Linked DNA regions of Homo sapiens: region 2 is linked to region 1. Evidence: chromatin loops called from intact Hi-C (ENCODE). Cell type or tissue: dorsolateral prefrontal cortex. All regions are shown on one strand. Links, peaks and the distances in the headings refer to the core of each region. The heading gives the core; the rest is flanking DNA.

Evidence for each region. Peaks named below come from ENCODE experiments on the same cell type or tissue, not always from the same donor. Only the 100,000 strongest peaks of a DNase experiment are listed, where the experiment ranks them.
Region 2: a loop joins it to region 1, with 2.8 times the contacts of the local background. A loop is called at or near these places in 9 of 110 quality-filtered maps.

What each region holds. Positions count from the first base shown.
Region 1 is chr12:4,855,507-4,859,898 of GRCh38, reverse strand. No RefSeq gene overlaps it. Among named protein-coding and RNA genes, the nearest start is that of KCNA6-AS1, 27 kb to the right of the region's middle. RefSeq lists enhancers at 1,882-2,176, 1,705-2,348, 4,204-4,253, 4,264-4,313. In dorsolateral prefrontal cortex, for the core only: CTCF peaks have their summits at 1,805, 2,007 (motif pointing left) and 4,065; DNase peaks (open chromatin) are centred at 201, 1,298 and 1,998; H3K4me3 peaks cover 1,434 bases; H3K27ac peaks cover 1,376 bases.
Region 2 is chr12:5,440,162-5,444,553 of GRCh38, reverse strand. The region is part of intron 1 of NTF3 (neurotrophin 3); the gene reads right to left. Among named protein-coding and RNA genes, the nearest start is that of NTF3, 10 kb to the right of the region's middle. In dorsolateral prefrontal cortex, for the core only: a CTCF peak has its summit at 1,972 (motif pointing right); no DNase peak of the experiment used is centred there; H3K27me3 peaks cover 3,815 bases.

The DNA of each region.
Region 1 (4,392 bases), core at 147-4,146:
TTCCTGTCTCTGATGTTCCGGGTCAGCTCCAGCACTGGAGAAGGCTGCGAGGGAGACAGGGGAGGAGAGGGTCCTTCAAGGACAGAGGAAGGATCAGAATCTCAATCTGCAGCAAACACCTCTCTCCATTCCCTGACTTGTGGTCATTGGGCCCTGCCTGGTCCAAGCAGCCAGGCAGTGCTCAAGACAGCAGCACGGAGCAGCAGATCCCTGGGTTGGCAATAGGAGCCTTGAAGAGTGGCCGCAGGGATCCAGGGATGGAGAGGCCTCCCAGGCATGGGTGCACCGCCCTGCAGAGGCCCTAAGGATGTGTACTCAGTGGAAGCTGGAGTCAGGACCAGATCTGATGCTGAAAGTACCTGTGAGCCAAATAGCTCGGAATGACTAAGGGGTGAGGGAGATGCTCTCTCTTGAAGAGCCACTGCTTCTGCATTCAACAAAGGTGAAAAGGAACCCTTTTGGGAACTGTCACTCAGAAAAGTCAGAACTCCTATCCAGGACTTGAGTGCAGGAGAAGGGGAGCCCCATGGACTTCTTTGTGTAAGATCCTTTCTGTGGCTGGCAGTGAGAGAATAGCATAGAGACATGATTTTACCTGCTAAAAATGTTTTAAGGAATATGAAAAGGATGCATACATACACACACACACACACACACACACACACACACACACACACACACACGCTTTTCAATTATGAGAGACAGGGTCTGCTTATTTTGCTCATGCCAGAAAACTATCACAGTAAGCTGGAGAAAAGTCAGGCTGCAGCTTAAGAAGGAAGACTCCTGGTCCCTCTGTTTAGCTGTGATGGGGGCTCCCTCCGAACAGTGAGTTGCATGTGTTGGTCACAGGGACAAGTGAATGTTAGTAAGCTAATGAGATCATTTTTTGGAACTATACGCCAAGTCCTCAAACTAAATGTTTATAGCTAATGTTTTGTTATGATAATTTGCCATTGAGGTGTACACCCTCATGCCCACAAACACACACGTTATGGAAATTTGTTCCTCGAATTAATACCTATGCAGCCCACCATGGATTCTGCACGTCCCAACATCACCTGGGCTCATATCTTATCTCCGAAACCATTAGAAGGCCACTGTCATGCCGAGAAAGGGAACAGAGTGGTTTTTAGGGACTGAAATGCAAGTCCCTGCGGGATCACTTGTTAGAGATTAAGCTGTTTCCAAAGCTGTGGTCCTGGGAAAGAGGCTTAATGAGGGAGAAAGAGGCAGGGACGCCACGGACCGGTTAGGCGGCACGTTCCTGCTCAGCAGGCACTGTGGCTGTTATGCTGCCCTCTGTGGCGGTCAGAATATGCGTGTCCCCAGAAGACAGCAGCTGACAGGGCATGCGGCAGCACTCACAAGAGGTCATGACCCATACTTGTTTGCAAGTTCAAGGCAGGTAAAATAACCTCTCAGTCATTTTTGTCTTCTTAGCCCCAAAACCTGCTTTCCTGTCTTTTTCTCCCTTAGGAATTACTCTGCCTCCCCCACCCCAAGGGACCTCATCCTGACCTATGCCACAACATTCAGGGTTGACAGCCACCTGCAAGCTGGCCAGTCCAAACCCCAGGCATGCCTCCCCTTCTCTCCACGACGCTCCTGGGCAGGGAACATCTGGGTCCCGCCAGCCCAGCCCTCCCTTGCTGGCATTTTGCCCAGCTCCTTTCCCTCTCTCCTGAGCTTACTCTATCTGCAAAGCCAGGAGAGCGACCTGTGTTTCTTCTCATACTACAGGTCACCCGCGGCATAAACGGCTTAATGTGGATGTACTTTAAGGAAAGGGAGGAAAACCAAACAACTTAGAAAATCAACCATCCCCCCTCCCTGCCAAGCCTTGGTTCTCGACGGTGTCTGTGCACATCAAGATTGCAGCGATGTGCGGGGGCCTCGGGCACGCAGTGTTGCAGTATTTTCTGAAAGGCTTTGCTCGCTCTCTTCAGTACTTTTCCTCTTCTCACAGCCTGGAGCCTGCAGAGAAATAGCCCTGGTTCCCCCTAGTGGCAGAAGCTCATAGCGCCGACCTGGGACACTTCCCACGATCGTGGTAATTAGCCAGTAGTTTAGTTACAACCACACTCTCATTAACTAACAGCGGGAGAAGAGACTGTCCCTGTTTCCTTGGAGACCTAGCAGCGCGTGCTTCTATTGCATTGACTGTTCCTGTAAGCTCAAAAGCCCCCAGGTTGTTATCGCATAGTGTTTACTGCATTGGATGGAGACCAAGACCTGGTAACACTGTGTTCCCCGCCGGTGCTTCTCAAAGTGTGGTCCTTGACCTATGCATCAGCATCACCTGGGAGCTGGATAGAAATGCAAATTCTCAGGCCTCTTACGCCTACTGAGTCCATAACTCGGGGGTTCAGAGCCCAGGAATCTGCATTTTGACAAGTTCTCCAGCTGATTCTGATCCACAATGAAGAATGAGGACTGACCTAGACAAAGCATGCCCTGGTATTTTGTTCCTATTAATAACCAGAAACAGCTGGGCACAGTGGCTCACACCTGTTATCCCAGCACTTTGGGAGGCCGAGGCAGGCAGATCACCTGAGGTCAAGAGTTTGAGACCAGCCTGACCAACATGGAGAAACCCCATCTCTACTAAAAATATAAAATTAGCCGGGCGTGGTGGCACATGCCTGTAATCCCAGCTACTCAGGAGGCTGGAGATTCGCTTGAACCCGGGAGGCGGAGGTTGCAGTGAGCCAAGATCACGCCATTGCACTCCAGCCTGGGCGACAAGAGGGAAACTGAAAAAAAAAAAAAAAACAGAGACTTTTCCCATTAAAGAGCTAAACAAAAGGAAGTGGAAAGATACTTCTTCCTTGTTCCAAGCAATATGTACCCAATATGATTCCAATCAATAACATTTATGTATTGACTGGAATGAGAAATGCCTTCTCCCAGGTTTGTCTCTAAGGAGATTCCCCTACTCCCCCCATCGTCATCCACTTCGTCATCTAAACCCGCCTTGGAATGGAGTCACTGAAGCATCTCCAAGAGATGAAGCAGTACTTGGAAATTAAAAGCAGTGAGGACTCTGTCACCAGCAGGCGAGGTGGCCTCACAGAGCCCCCTGAGCTGGCACCGGCTGGCACAAGGTAAGCAGGACCAAAAAAGAAACCAGACACCAGGCAAGTGACTGTTGACACAGGAAATGTAAGCCTTAGCCCTGTGCTTGCACTTTTCCAGCCTAGTGCTGTGAAATGCATAAATTACTGTCAACATTGTTGAGCTCAGAAGGGCTCAGCATCACTTTGATGAGTTGACTGGTTCTAAGAGGCCAATCTCATTTTATTTTAACCAGTATTTTTTTTTTAAATGCTTGCTTATGTGGGAGATGGGGGCCGCTTTTAATATGCTTCAGACTGCGGAAAGTAGCAAGTTGGTGACAAATGACCCATAACACAGGAGGAAAAACTGAACGTACCACTGTCTATTGCAGGAGGAAACCTGGAGATCACCTAAATCAACTTCCCGCTTGCCAGAGGGGGAAACCAAGGCCCTGAGTGGAAGACTGACACCAGAGGAAAAAGGGTTGCATACAAGGTCACCTTCCATGTCTCCCCTCCTCACTCCGGGTCCAGTGATCAGGTAGGCGTTCAAAATAATTCAGCCTGATTCTTAGCCTGGTGAGATTCAAGAAAATCTGTAAGCAAGTGGTATTTAATTTGACTTGGAAAATCATTTTTCCAAAGGACACCTGATCCCTTTGCTGTGTTATATCCTGGTCCCTACAGATAATATCCCTCCACAGAGCACACTGAGCCAAAGTTCCCAGGGCGTCCAGCCTCTGCGTGGAGTTTCCAGGAACACTTCCTGCTGCTTCCTCTACGACCTCTTCCTGGAAGTTGCAGGCACCCATAAGCAAGGACTCTCTAAGATGTCCACTTGCTTTCACAGGCCAGGAGATCGGGAGCCTTTGAGGCCTCAGCTCCCCTACATCTACTTGGAATCCCCGAGCAGCCACCTTTACTTCTGCACCCAATACCTCCGGCGGAGTGGGGCAGAAGGGCAGGTGATTGCCCCTTAACTGGTCATCCAGCCACATCTGGACGGCTGGCCGCACCTCTGTCAAAGGGGAAGAGAATCCGGCAGCCCCTTAGGAAGGCAGTGCTGACTCCTAGCCCTGAGTAGGTTCACACCGCAGGCTGGGTTGGTCCTTCCCTGTGAGCTCTTCCAACAGGCATGGCTTACCCCAGGGCAGCACTGAGCGTCTAGGGAGAAATATTAAATACAAGTGGTGATGTCTCCCTCTAGTGGAGAGTAGTCAGAATGCGAATGTGGCTCTGAATCTTCAAGGAAGGCAGGAAGGGCTCTGCTGGAAGCTACAGGGCTGATGTGTGCGGCTCAAAGATTCTCATGCCTCATGACCTGAGGGCCATG
Region 2 (4,392 bases), core at 315-4,314, 580 kb before region 1:
TCTCACCTTGGGGTCTCCTCCCACGGAACTTCTCTACCTGTAACTCTCCTCTACCCCATCTCCTCCTACTTTCACCAGTGATTACAAAACACATCTCAGGTCACCAGGAAGTTTCCTAGTTACTTCCCAGGGTTGTTTGGCTCCATATCTGTTGCTGGGGACTCCTGCTCTCTCTCCACATTTGTTGGTTTGGGGAGAATCTCCCTTTTATCTCTGCCCCAGCCCCTGCTCACGCTCTCTTTCTGTGGACAACAGTCACAGACATCAGCATACCACAGGAAAACACATAATCGACAATTGGAACATTTCTCCTATTCCTCAACATATTTTTTTGTCTTTGTCCAAAAGCTGACCGTCTCTAATGGTTCTATCCTTGACTGTGCCTCTGTCGAGCAGTCCCCAAAAGAATTAAGGAGACTTGCTGTAGACAGACAGTAACTTTATACAGCTGCCCCAAAAGAAGATGTAAACATGGAAGAGGGAACGGGAAGATGTATTCTTGATTCAGACAAGAGCCAAAAAGTAAAAGGGAAATGTCAGAGGATTACAGTGACGAGCTGAGGTCTCTCAACCTGTAACCCAATCCAAATTCAACTTGATTTCCTAGACATGCTAATAGACCACAGTCTAAAATATCTTTCTCTCTTGTACTCTCTCTCGCCTCTCCTCTCTCCCTTTCTTTTTTTTTCTCTCTCTCTCATGCACACACACACATCAAAAGGCAAGAATATGCAATAAACACCCTGGAGGTTTCCTTGGTGGTGGTTTAAATGCTAAGAAAGACAGAGAAAAAGAGACAAGGAGTAAAAGAGCTATAGAAAACAATCTTTTCCTCATTTTAATCCACAGCTACCAAAAGTCTCAAATACTCAAAGAAAACCTCCATAAAAACAATCATGGAATGAATTCTAATGTGAAGGAATCTTAGATTTGAGCTATGAACAATGCTAGAATACTAATACAATTTCTTTTGGGGTAGCTATCTTGGACGCAAAGCACCATGCACATATATTTTTGGAAGGAAAGTCCAGGAAAGCTCTGGAGAGGAGTGGCATGCAGAGGTTGCATGGAACATTTCCCCCCTTTGTATTTTAACAGCACCCAAAACTCCCCTGGGGAAATTCTCTCTCTCCTGCTGCATGTGGGGTCATCAGCACAGGGCCCTGCATCCAGGTATCCTTCCTGCATGGGATCCAATTGACTCTATTGCTCTTGACAAGCTGGAAACCAGGAAACCACCTCCCACTGCATCCAAGAGTGGTACATGATGCAGGGTCGGGGATGGGGGGGCCCTTACATGACAAGAAGACCAACAGCCTTGCTTTGAGGATGCGGAACCCAAGGCCCTGGGTCACAGGGCAGGACTGCCAGAAGCTGGACTAGACCTCAGGCCCTCCAGGTTCCTGAGTTTCCAGTTCATAGCCTGTCCCACAACATCGCGCAGCTCTTAGAAGCCTCTTCCTAAACACTGGGATTGCTAAAAGGAGACCCATATTGGTCTTTCCCAAATCCCCCAGCCTATAAGGGCTCCTCCTTCCTCCAAACTCCCAAAACCTCTGTAGTCCCTACCACCCAGATGCCTCTTACCAAATATCTACTGCCACATCCTGTAGTCTGCTTCTCTGCAAATCTACACTGTATTCGCAAGTAGACTGCAAGGCTGTTGAAGGTAAGGCCTTGCTTTGTATCTCTTGGTATCCCACACGGCACCTCGCACAGCGGCTAGCAAGACTCAGTGGCAGCAGAGTGGCCCCTTACAATAATACTTTGTAAACAGATACGGAAACCATCTGACAGATGTGCTATGTTTTTTGAAGGCTCCCTTCTAAATTCTAAAAAAATTACTAAATAGGACTCCACGTCTGTTTCTCCTGGTGTCCGGATCTATTAAAAACAGGATGAGAAAAAATAAATGCCTCCTTGAGCAGGAGGGACTCAGGACAGAAGTGGACAGTAGATGGCAGTCTGTTCCTGTGTCAGAAGTGGTCACAGAGACAATACATGCTGTATAATTAGAAAGGAAGTAGAAGCACAGCTTAGGGGCCTGAGGTGGACTCACCCCCACCATGCCACGAGCAGGGATACTTCTGAGAAGTACCCTGGTGAGCATGCACACCTACACCTCCCCAAGCCCCAACACCTGTACAACATGCGTGTTCCCCCGACTCTCCCCACAAGGACCAAGGGCTCCCATCACAATGGTCTCTGAGCATCCATCACCCTAGCCCTGGGAATTCAGGGACAAGAAAACCACTGTCATGTGGAAGCGGAGACCATTCCTGGACCCTCCAGCTTGCTCCTGAACCAAGAGGATTCTCAATCATGGTTTGTACTAAAAAACAACACCTGAAGTGGGAACCCTGTATTCCATCTTCCTTGCTTCCCTTGTTCTCCCTGGAGCACTATGATTGTAACCTGACTGCCTCCTTCACCAGTTTCCAGACCCCAAGGCCAGCAGCACTACATTCATCTCTGCATCTTCCCCAACATTTAGCACGTGACCACCAACAGACTGCTTAATGAATAATCTGTACACGTGTGTTTTGAGTTGCTTTCCGAGTGTCTAACGAGGAGTTATCCTAATGCGTATGCAATGACACCCGATTCCCTGTGACCAAGAGCCCCAATTTGCAGGAGAACTAAGCAGGCTAAGATGTGGGGAAGAAAGGTCTCTAAAAGGGAGTAAGAACAGCCTTTTCTGGCCACCAAGCGCTGAGCATTCATGACCTTAGCCTTGGGACAGGCCAAAAGGGGGATAAAGGTAACACTGTTTTGAAGCCCTGGCAAGGTGCACTGCCTCTCTGAGCCAAGTTCCTGGCACTGTCAAATCGCTGCTGCACATTCTGAGCTCACAATGGCTGGTCACGCATTCATTCACTCAACACATTCCTGTGGCTGTCGCTATTCAAGGTGGGGGACACAAAAATGAAAACAACAGATCCCTTTCTCTGTGAAGTCACATTCTAGGAATGCAAATTAAACACAGGCTGCTAAGTGGCATCAGGAGGCTGGGAAGGGAGCCTTAGGCTCTCTGGGGAAATGCAGGGAGGCTTCCCAGGTTAAGCAAATATCCCAGGTTAAGCAATGATTTTAATATCATTGATGATGATGGAGGGGTAAGCATTTGAAGCACAATATTTGTACAGAATATATCCTCCAATGCTATCTCCGATTCAAGAATAAACGTATCACTTGTACAGAACATTTCCCTCTATATTTAGGCCATTTGAGGTATCCCCTTCTCCATCCACGCATTTGTCCAGATTTTTCTACTAGCTCCCAATTCTCACAATTTAATTAATGATAAGTCAAGAAAGACCTTAGAGATAATCAAAGTCAGTAGCTCTTAATAGATGAGGAAGTGAGACCTAGTGTGGTTCGAGGACTTCCCAAAATTGTAATTAGCCTCTGTTGGAGTTAGAGGCGGGGTCTGATCTCTCTGCAGAGTTTGGGATCTCTCTGATTTAGCTTATTGAATTCAGCTACCCACAGACAACTTTAATCCCACATAAACCTCTCGCATACTCCCAACTTCCAATCCAAGATCCGCCACGAATCTGGCAAGCTTGTTTCTTCAGTGCTTCATAAACATGCACTCATCCGTATGTTCAATGACTTATCTGGCATCACATAACTTAATTTCCTCCTCCACCCCCTCCAAATCACTCTATGTAAGTCCTCTAGGCCAGCAGGGTTACCTGAAAATCCCAGGCATGGGCCACAGTGTGGGGCCGAGGGAGCAGCGGAGTCATGGAAGATGTGATCTGTCACACTGGTAGGGTCCTTGTGACCCTCTAGTGAGTCCAACTCCTCCCTTTTCCAGGAAAAGAGGCCCACGGAGGGAAAGTGATTTGCTTAAAGTCACACAGCTAGTCTGGGCTCTCTGCAGGGAGACTGTGGCAAGCTATTTAAGGTAGCCAGGTGGGTGTTAGGAGGACTGGGCTTCTTCCCCACCATGGGACACACCTGTTGGGAAAGCAGGTGATTTCTAGAGCTGTGTCTTCCTCTTGAACCCAGTGGAAGTACCTTATGAACCATTAGAAGCAGGTCCTCTAGATGTGGGATGAAACTAATCTCAGATTGAGAACTTGAAACAAACTCCCTGAGGGATCACTTAGAGCCAGAGAAGGATATTTTTAAATGCTGGGGTCTTAGATCTAGAAACAGAGGGAAGGGGGAAGTAAATTGCAAGAACCTGGCTATCAGTTTTTAAAAGGCTATATACTCCATATGAAGAAAAAAATTATCACCCTACACATGAAAGGTTATTTTAAGCAAAGTAAATACATAATTTTTGAGTACCTATGGTCTAATAGGCATTAGGTTAGTGTTCAACATTTATTTGTACATGCAAATATGTTTAAGCAACAGAACAAAGTCACCTGTCCTTAA